2 separate regions of the Homo sapiens genome follow, and region 1 is linked to region 2. Evidence: read pairs that join two places in POLR2A ChIA-PET (ENCODE). Cell type or tissue: OCI-LY7. All regions are shown on one strand. Links, peaks and the distances in the headings refer to the core of each region. The heading gives the core; the rest is flanking DNA. Region 1 overlaps FAM184B (family with sequence similarity 184 member B). Region 2 overlaps FAM184B (family with sequence similarity 184 member B).

Evidence for each region. Peaks named below come from ENCODE experiments on the same cell type or tissue, not always from the same donor. Only the 100,000 strongest peaks of a DNase experiment are listed, where the experiment ranks them.
Region 1: POLR2A ChIA-PET joins it to region 2 with 15 read pairs; 3 of 35 experiments call an interaction of 5 or more read pairs at or near these places.

What each region holds. Positions count from the first base shown.
Region 1 is chr4:17,738,035-17,743,413 of GRCh38, reverse strand. All of the region lies in intron 1 of FAM184B (family with sequence similarity 184 member B), which reads left to right. Among named protein-coding and RNA genes, the nearest start is that of FAM184B, 41 kb to the left of the region's middle. In OCI-LY7, for the core only: no CTCF peak of the experiment used is centred there; no DNase peak of the experiment used is centred there.
Region 2 is chr4:17,662,649-17,668,027 of GRCh38, reverse strand. It overlaps FAM184B (family with sequence similarity 184 member B), which reads left to right. Exons shown (of 18, transcript NM_015688.2): 8 at 3,369-3,466. Among named protein-coding and RNA genes, the nearest start is that of MED28, 51 kb to the right of the region's middle. In OCI-LY7, for the core only: a CTCF peak has its summit at 3,102; DNase peaks (open chromatin) are centred at 1,997 and 3,027; H3K4me3 peaks cover 1,812 bases; H3K27ac peaks cover 2,760 bases.

The DNA.
Region 1 (5,379 bases), core at 130-5,129, 76 kb before region 2:
TGAACTTTATAACAGGTGAATCAGCTTTGGCACCCTGTTCAAAACTCTCCAGGTCTTCTCATTTCATGAGGAGTGAATCTAAATTCTTCGGTGGCTGACAGATGCCTCCACCACTGGTGCCATCCCTCTTTCCACGAGCTCTCTCCCCACCCCCATCCCAGCCACTCTGGCCTGGTGGATCCATCAACCCACATAGATACTTACACCTCTCATACTTTGCTATTTTTTTGGTGAGGGTGGACAGGGTCTCGATGAGACAGGATAGTTCTCTTGACCTCCTTTGTGGGCAGGAACTGGAGTGGCCCGTTTCACTCAGCCAGCTGCTGGCCACTCCTCACAGGAGGAAGCATGCAAGACAGTAAGTGCGGGAACTGGAGTAAATGGATGCTGGAATGGCCGGCCACTCCTCTCTGGCAGGAGCAAGCTCTGTGGGGCTCCACAGCAGCTCCAAGCATGTATAACCAATGCTTTTTCAGCTCTGCTGTCCAGGGATGGTCAAGTGCCAACCAGCTCAGTGGAGGGTCAGAGTGGCAGCCCCTGTCCTCTTGGCACCCAGGTTCTTGCCCTCTTGGCACCTGGGTTCTTGTCTGGTGTCCAGGAAGAATCAGGTCACATGAACTGTTTGAAAGGTGATGCATGTGGAAGACTTTATTGAGTGATGTGTAGCCCTCAGCAGAAAGGGAGGCTGCCAACGGGATGGGAAGGTGATCTTTCCCTGAAGCCGCACTGTCTGAAGTTAGCTGCATCTATCCACAGTCTTTGATGCTCAGTTGCTTCTCTGCTCGCGGCTCAGCTGCTTGTAACCTCAATGCTCAGCTGCCTGTGTTGCTCTATCAGCTGAAATCTTTTATAGGCACAGGATAGGGGCAGGGCGAGGCAGGCCAAAAAGGCAACATTTGCGCAGAAAAATGGGGTCAGCCGTTTTCACTCAGGCCTGTGGTTCCAGGCTTAAGGGTGGGGTTTAGCTGGGACCCCAGCCCTTCTGTTATCATTGCTCTGTCACTCAGGTTGGAGTGCAGTGGTGTGATCATGGATCCCTGCAGCCTCAACCTCCTGAGCTCAAGCAATCCTCTCACCTCAGCCTCCTGGCTGATTTTTTAAATTTTTTGTAGAGATGGGGGTCTTGCTGTGTTGCCCAGGCTGGTCTCAAACTCCTGACTTCAAGCGATCCTCTTGTCTTGGCCTCCCAAAGTGCTGCGATTACAGACATGAACCACCTTGGCCAGCCTCTTTAAAAAAAAAAAATATATATATATATATATATATATATATATATTCATATGTATATGTATATGTATATTTTATTGTAGTGAGAACACTTAACATGAGAGCTACCCTCTTGGTAAATTTTTAAGTGTCCAATATATTATTGCTGACTGTAGGTACAATGTGGTACAGCAGATCTCTAGCAGTTAATTATGTTTGTTGGCTGAAACTTCTATTGATTAGCAACTCTTATTGTAACTGTTAGTAACTTCTATTGATAGTAAACCTATTGATTAGAAACTCCCCATCTCCCACTTGCCCCAACCACTGGTAACCACCATTCCACTCTTTAATTATATAAACACACTATTTTAGATACTTCATAGAAGTGACATAATGTGGTCTTTGTCTTTCTGTGAGTGGGCTATTTAACCCAGGAGAGTGTCCTCCGGGTTTATGTCCATGTCAGTCCATATTGCCTAGGACTTTACGTTTTCTTGTTTTGTTTTGTTTTTGAGATGGAGTCTTGCTCTGTTGCCCAGGCTGGAGTGCAGTGGTGCAATCTCGGCTCACTGCAACTTCCGCCTCCTGGGTTAATCGATTCTTGTGTCTCAGCCTCCCGAGTAGCTGGGATTACAGGCATGCGCCACCACGCCCAGCTACTTTTTGTATTTTTAGTAGAGATGGGGTTTCATCATGTTGGCCAGGCTGGTCTCAAACTCCTGACCTCAGGTGATCCACCTGCCTCGGCCTCCCAAAGTGCTGAGATTACAGGCGTGAGCCACCACGCCCGGCCAGGACTTTGCTCTTGAACCCTGGGCAGGACTGCGCTTTCCTGTGATACCTTATTGCTTACTCTTTCATTTTTGTCAAATCTTCACTCGCATGTCACTTTCTCAGTGAAGCCTTTCTTGACCACCTTGTCTAAAATTGTAACTCCATCCCCCAATATCCCTTCCTTGCTTTATTCTTTCTTTGAGCACATATCACTAACAAATTGTTTATTCTACTCATTTAATATGTTTGTCAGATCCTCCCACTAGAATGTTAGCTTGATGCCCACAAGAACCCAGGTGTGTTTAAAGCACATCGTATTCCTAATACCAAGAACAGTGCCTGGCACGTGGCAGGCACTCAATAAATATTTGCTAAATGATTGAACAAAAGAGAGATGTGCGCATAAGCAGAAATATATTCCATTTCCTAAGGGTAACTGCTTTCTCCTTACTAAGAAACTGGGGGTGGGTATTTTTTTTAAGAAAAGTAATGAGTTGGCTATTCATTCCCCTTGGCTACAACAGTCCAGGACAAAGAGACGGCAAGGTTATGCAGCTTGCTTTGCAAGCAGAGCCGACAGTGAAACCTGTTGTGATGGAAAAAGAAAGACACCACATAAAACATAAGTCTCCCATGAGGCTTTATGATACAAAGCACTTGGGGGCCTGGAGGTTGGCTTCTGATGATGGTTAGCTTTTATAAATATTAGATAAGTATAATCCCAAAACCAATCAATCATCTCTCCCAGCCAGCTTCCAACTGGGCAACTGCCACTCTTCCTTTTCTGTCTGTTGTGACCTGAACGGTGAGGCCCACCTGACAGCAGCTCTCTTCCAAGGGCAAGATTATGTATTTTATTTCAAGAAATGAAGAGTATAAACAGTGGCTCAACTAGGTCTTAAAAGCTATAGTGAAACATCCCTAGCTTTCCCCAAAGTACTTCCTGAATTACGAATATCTACATATGTTTGCTATATGTATGCAAAATATTTATTTTACATTGTTGTTGTGGTGTGAACCATTTAACATACACCCATTTGCTTATGACTCCACAGACTTTTTTTTTTTTTTTTTTTTTTGAGACAGGGTCTTACTCTGTCGCCCAGGCTGGAGTGCAGTAGCGTGATCTCAGCTCACTGCAACCTCTGCCTCCCCAGTTCAAGCAATTCTTGTGCCTCAGTCTCCCAAGTAGCTGGAATTACAGGCGCCCGCTACCACACCCAGCTAATTTTTGTATTTTTAGTAGAGACGCGGCTTTGCTATATTGGCCAGGCTGGTCTCCAACTCCTGGCCTCCTGCGATCCGCCCACCTCAGCCTCCCAAAGTGCTAGAATTATAGGCGTGAACCATGACGCCCAGCTGCCAGACATTTTTTTATGAGTGCCTGTTTTGTGCCAGACACTATGCAAGGTGCGGAAGATGCAAAAGTGAACAAGGAGGGACTTTTTATTACTTAGGGTTAGGTTTAACGTTTAACAGAAAATCCAAAATAATAGCAATTTGAACAAATTAGAAGTGCATTCGCCTCTTAGATAAAAGAAGTCCAGATGTAGACAGTTAAAAGTTGGTATGACAGGGTGGGTGCAGTGGCTTGAGCCTGTAATCCCAGCACCTTGCAAGGCTGAGGCAGGTGGGTCACTTGAGGTCAGGAGTTCGAGACCAGCCTGGCCAACATGGTGGAACCCCCATCTCTACTAAAAATACAAAAATTAGTTGAACATCATGGCGGGTGCCTGTAGTCCCAGCTAGTCAGGACGCTGAGGCAGGAGAATCACTTGAACCTGGGAGGCAGAGGTTGCCGGTGAGCCAAGATGGCGCCACTGCACTCCAGCCTGGGAGACACAGTGAAACCCCATCTCAAAAAAAAAAAAAAAACAGTTGGTATGACATATGGTGTAGGGAGCCAGCCAGGCTCTTGTTATTCTTCTGCTCTGCCATGCTGCCCTGGCTTAGAACTCTTCACCCAGATTCTGCCTGGCTAACGTCGCCTCTCCCAGGAACCTCGAATAATGAACACCTGTGGAGATGTTGTGTAGGTGTCACAAGCGGAAGTTTTCTACTCTGGACAGAGGCGGGAACAGCAGAGGCAGATTCTGATGTCCACTGTGGGACAGTTGTACTGGGGACAAGACTTGAGATTCCTCTGCCTGGAAGGGGATCCGCCATGGTGGCTGAGGAGGGGAGGTCAGACTGGGGAAGGAGCCTGCCAGGAATCAACACAGAGAAGAAGCTGTCCAGAATCAAATCCACCTTGTGGGTCAAGTGAGGTGAATACATGAATCCTAATTCTATGCAGGAAAGTCAAGCTGCTATCTTCATTCAGAGGATGGTGCCTTGCAGGCACAGGGTGTGTTAATTCATTTTTTACTTCTATAAAGGAATATCTGAGACTAGGTAATTTATAAAGAAAAAAGGTTTATTTGGCTCATGATTCTGCTGGATGGAAGACTGGGCATCTGGTAAAAGCCTCAGGCTGCTTCTACTCATGGTGGAGGCTGAGGGGAGCTGGCGTGTGCAGAGATCACATGGCGAGAGAGGAAACGAGTGAGAAGGGAGGGGCTGATGCTTTTTAACAAGGACCCATCACAGAAACTATAATAATAGAGTGAAAACTCACTGTGCCCGCCACCTGGGGTATTAATCCATTCATAAGTGAGCCACTCCCATGACCCAAACACCCCCATTAGGCCCCACCTCCAACACTGGGGTCAAATTTCAACATGAGATTTGGAGGGGACAAGCATCCAAACTATAGCACAGGACTATCTGTTGCAGTAGAAAGAACTAAGATTTTTTTTTACAGTCAGACAGATTTGGGTTCATGGCCCAGTTCTCTCATTAGCTGTGTGGCAAATTATTGGTCCTCCTTGTTCTCCAAAGAAAAAAGGAGGATAATGACATTATACTTATGAATATTACTGTTTTTATCATCCTTCAATGAGATGCTATTAAGTGCCTACATTGTATGTAGGCACCATTCCTGGCATAAACATTCAAAATGTTTATTCTGATGATAATGATGATGATACATAATCTGGATATTTGTTGCTGTTAGGCAGATATCTTTAACTCTCTCTCCAACTCATATCTCTGCATTGATCTGCTTGGCAGGGTCACCCTTTCCTACTAACAGGAAGCTTTTTCCATGTGATGGAGAGCAGGGCCACTGGTCACTCTGAATTCATACCCTTCCAACCCTCAGACCTAACAAGCAAGAGAGAAATTCTCTCCCATCCCAATGAATAAATTCCCAAGAAGGACTGCTTGGCTTGGCTTGAGTCACATGCCCATCCTATGCCAATCACTTTGGTCAGAGGGATGGAGTTCTATCATCAGCCCAGTCTTAGATACCTGCTCATCCCTGTGACCAAGGGTCAGGGTCTATTACAGATGATA
Region 2 (5,379 bases), core at 301-5,300:
ATAGGGAGAACCCTGAGGAGGATCTGGCAGGTGTGGGAGGAGCTTCAGGCCTGGCTGCTGCCCCAGGAGCTGTACACACAGGCCCAGGATAGAGAGAACTAAAAGAGAAACCAGCAAGAGCTAAAGGAGCTGAGAGCCCAGCACCTGCCCTGGCCAATAAGGTGAGCGAGTAGATCAATAATGACATGTGAGAGCTGCAACAGCACCAGGTGCCCTGCATTCAAGCATCCAAGCATGCAAGCATAACAAGGAAATGACTGCTGCTTCACTTCCATCTTCTATATTTTATGCAAAGTCACATGGTCCAGAGTATGTAGGGAAGAAAGTCCTGGGAAGTGTAGTTCTGGCTTAGCAGAGTTAACTCAGAACATATCCACCCCAGGGGGAAGATAAGGGCTTAGGGAGAAAAGCTGCGGGAGGCAGAGCAGATGTTTACTCTCTCTCAGGCCATCACTTTGGAGTGCCCCAGGACAGGTCCTCCTGGGCACAGTGGGCAGTGGATTCCCAAGTGCCATCTCCATGATGATTCTCTGGAAGTGGGCATCACATGGTATTCTGCTACATTTAGAGGCAATGCAAATGATTTAAACAGAACGTGAACTTATGAATCATAAAGGCACAAAGGGCTTCTAAAGCAGAACAGGAAAACACTCAAAGTTTGGGTGATGGCTGTCTCCACACGCCACCCTCCAGCCACATGCCCAGGGGATTTTCATGACAATGCAGCAATCCCAGGCCCTTCTCTCCATGGGATGTAAAGTGGGGGAAGAGTGGGTGCTGTGGCTTACACCTGTAATATGAGAACTTTAGGAGGCTGAGGCAGGAGGATCACTTGAGCCCAGGAGTTTGAGACCAGCCTAGGCAACATAGCAAGACCCTGTGCCTACAGGGAATGTAAAAAGTACCCAGGCATGGTGGGTGTATACCTGTAGTCCCAGCTACTCAGGAGGCTGAGGTGGGAGGATCACTTGAGCCTCGGAAGTCGAGGCTCCAGTGAGCCATGATTTTGCAACTGTACTCTACCCTGGGTGACGGAGTGAAATCTTATAAAACAAAACAAAAAACAAAAAAACAAAAAAACAAAAAAAAAAGTGGGTGTAGGGCAAGTATGGGAGAGAGTGGTCCCCCTGCTATCTGGAGTGGCCCGTGACATATTTGTGTTTATTCATTTAGTAATGACTCGCATGTGCCACACACTGTTCTAGGCATCAGGGAAACAGGTGAGCAAAGCCCCTGCCCTCATGGAGCTTACCTTCCAGTAAGGTAAACAGATAATTAAAAAGTGGACAAGTCAACGTTAGGCCGTGATATGTATTGTGAGAAAAACATAGAGCAAGGTGAGGAAAAGAGAGTGAGGGGGGTGAGATTTTAGAGAAGGTGTCCAGGGAACAAAAATCCCAGGGAGTCCAGGCATGGTGACTTGCGTCTGTAATCCCAGCACTTTGGGAGGCGGAGGTGGGCAGATCACCTGAGTTCAGGAGTTCAAGACCAGCTTGGGCAACATGGTGAAACCCCGTCTCTACTAAAAATACCAAAAAAAAAAAAAAAAAAAAAAAAAGAACCAGGCACAGTGGCATGCACCTGCAGTCTCAACTACTTGGGAAACTGAGACAGGAGAATTGCTTGAACTTGGGAGACAGAGGTTGCAGTGAGCTGAAATTGCGCCACTGCACATCAGCCTGGGTGACAGAGTGAGACTCCATCTCAAAAAAAAAAAAAAAAGAATTCCAGGGAATAAACTTGAGTGTTGAGTGTTCCTTAGGTACCTAATACTGTTCTAAGGACTTTACATTGTATCAGCTCATTTAATCCTCATGAAAACCTAAGTAATTTTCCCAAGGTCACATCGTTAATAAGTAAAAGATCTGGCATTTAAACACAGGTCGTCTGGTAGCAGAGCCTAAGCTTTAAGCCAGGGATGAGCTGCTGGTTGCAGTGAGTGAAGTGAGGGAGCAAAGAATGCAAATATCAGAGGGAAGAGGGAACAGCCAGTGCAAAGCCCTGAGCCAGGTGCATGCTTGTTGTTTGGAGGAGTAAAACCAAGAGTTTGGTTCTGCACATGTGGTAGTTTGAGAAGCAGGAGAGGAGGAGGCTTCAGCAGAGAAGACTAAGAAGCAGCAACTGGGGGGCGGGGGGAGGAGAAAGCCCAGGAATGAAGGCTGCACAAAGGAAGGAATCATCAATATTTCCAGTTCTGCTGGGAGTCCCCGTTAGTGCAGACCCAAGAATCGACCATTGGATTTGGCAATGTGGAGGTCTTCATTGGTCTTGACATTGATGGCCTTTTATAGATAATACAGTATGTGGAAAGGCAATAAAAGCAGTTTTGTTCCAGATCAAGGGTGGATGGGAGCCCAAGGCCCTACCCTCCAGCCTCAGCTCTGCCCCTTCCTACCCCTGAGACACCTCCCAGGATCCCTGGAACACAGTTTCACTACAGATATAAGCCAGCCCCTTTGTTTCACAGTTGATGAAACTCAGGTCCAAAAAAGGGAAGAAGCTGGCTCAAGGCCATACAACTAGTTAATGAAAAGCACAGGTTACAATTATCACTATTTCGTGAGACAAATCTGTTCCTACCCTGTCTTATACTGTTTTCATGGACAGTGTGGTTATGACAAATAGAAAAATCAAAATAACAAGGTCTTTTTCACCTGTGTATCTCTGTGGGAAGGAGAGAATGATAACATGAGCAAATTCAACTCAGAAAATATTCAGAAGCCTCATTGTTAACTAATCGTTCCCATATTCTTCTCCCATACCCCATTTCTGGTCATTCAGCAAGTTCCATGTTTTCTGATTCTACATAATGGGACACAGCAGACTACAAACTCTTAAACGGATATAATAGTAACACCATTCACTCACACTTACTGACCACTAGCCATGAGCCAGCATTGTTCTCAGGTCCTCACAACAGCCCCGTGCAGCAGGCTTAACAAGGAAACAAGGACCTCTCTCTGAGGGTTATGCATGGAACCATACCAGGAAGTGGTCAAGAGTTCAGTCCCCAGGGTCCTATTATCCGGTTGCATATTTCATTTCCACTCCTCCCTGATGGTGGCACCCTAGCCAGGTTACTTCCCCTCTTTATGCTTTAGTTTTGTCAGCAGTGTGAAATGCTTCATAGACTGAAAAACAGGATACAGGGCTCAGGGCTGGCATTAATCATAGTAAGCCAGGCACTGTTCTAGTCACGTCATCATCACAAGCCTTGGCATCCCCTGCAAGCAGGGCACCGATAGTGGGTTGCTGGGGGCTCCCTCTTCTCTGCTCTCTGATTTGAATAAGCCACAGGTTGAATCATGAAGCTGTACTTAAGCTCATCTTGCCTTTTTTTTTTTTTTCTTTTTCTTTTTTGGCCTTAGGATCCATGCTTGAAGCTGGATGAAACTTCGCCGAGAGGAGAGGAGTATCAAGATAAGTTAGCAGCTGAAGAAGGAACCAGCAGTGATGAAGAAGAAAGGTACAGGAGGACATGCAGACTTCTGAGTGCTCCATTGAATGAGGACTCAGATGTGGAAGGATTCATCCATTCATTCATTCTATCCTCAAGTATTTATCACTGCTCCTTGCAGCATGCTTGGGGAGGCAACAAGCATATCTTGTATGTCTTCAGCACAGCTATGGGCTTCACATAAACTGTGTTACTTAATTGTTACAACAACCCAGAGAAGCCATTTTTTAGCTTAAGAACCTGGAGCTCAAAGAAGTTAGCAAACCTTTCCAAGATTCAAACTTGCACTGGTCCAAAACCTCTGCCCCTATGTTTCCAAGTGTTCTTTAATTAGGGGGTATAAGGAAGCTTTGTGATCCTGAGGAAATCCCCACCTATACCACCTATGTCAGTCAGCTATTGCTGCTCTAACAAACACCCCCAAATATCAAAGATTTAGCTCATAGATGAGCTACCCTTATGATTGGCTCTATCAGGCTCTGCGGGTATATTAGGTCGTTTCCACACCGCTATAAAGAATCCCCCAAGACTGGGTAATTTATAAAGGAAAGAGGTTTAATTGACTCACAATTCTGCTTGGCTGGGGAGGTCTCAGGAAACTTACAATCATGCCAGAAGGGGAAGCAGGCATATCTTACATGGCGGCAGGTGAGAGAAAAGTGTGTAGAAGGAAATGACAAACACTTATAAAACCATCAGATTTCATGAAAACTCACTCACTATCACAAGAACAGCATGGGGGAAACGGCCCCCATGATCCAATCACCTCCCACAAAGTCCCACCCTCAACACGTGGGGATTATGGGGATTACAACTCAAGATGAGATTTGGGTGGGGGCAAAAAACCTAACCATATCAGCAGGACTTACATGAGCTTGACTCCTGGGTGAGGGTCAGGTGTTATTGCTCTGTCACAAACTACAGTTTGTGTGTGTGTGTGTGTGTGTGTGTGTGTTGTGAATGGGATTGTGTTCCTGATTTGGCTCTCAGCTTGAATGTTGCTGGTGTATAGGAATGTTAGTGATTTTTGCACATCAATTTTGTATCTTGAGACTTTGCTGAAGTTGTTTATCAGCATAAGGAGATTTTGGGCATAGAAAACTATGGGTTTTCTAGATATAGGATCATGTCATCTGCAAATAGGGATAGTTTGACTTCCTTTCTTCCTATTTGGATCCCCTTTATTTCTTTCTCTTGCCTGATTACCGTGGCCAGAACTTCCAATACTATGTTGAACAGGAGTGAGAGAGGGCATCTTTGTCATGTGCTGCAAACCTATTTTTTAAATGGACAAAATACTCAAACAAGCACTTCCCTAAAAAAGATATATGTGAGGCCGGGCATGGTGGCTCATGTCTGTAATCTTAGCACTTTAGAAGGCCAAGGCTGGTGGACTGCTTGAGCCCAAGAGTTCAAGACCAGCTTGGGCAACATGGCAAAACCCTGTCTCTACAAAAAAATACAAAAATTAGCTGAGCGTGGTGGCACATGCCTGTAGTCCCAGCTACTCAAGAGGCTGAGGTCGGAGGATTGCTTGAGCCTGGAAGGTTGAGGCAGCAGCAAGCCGTGGTCACACCACTGTACTCCAGCCTGGACAACAGAGCAAGACCCTGTCCCAAAAAAAGAAAAACAAAAATATGTGAGTGGCTCATATGCACATGGACATGTGGTTAACATCATTAGTCATCAGGAAATGCAACTTACCACCACAGTGAGACACCATTTCCCACCCACTGGAATGGCTAAAATTAAGAAGTCTGACAACACAAAATGTTAGCAACAATCCAGGGCAACTGAAACTCTCATACATTGCTGGTAGGGTCTAAAATGGTAAATCACTTTAGAAAACTATTTGATTGTTTCTTGAAACATTAAGCACATACCTACCAGCAGTTCCACTTTTAGGTATTTAAGTAAAAGAA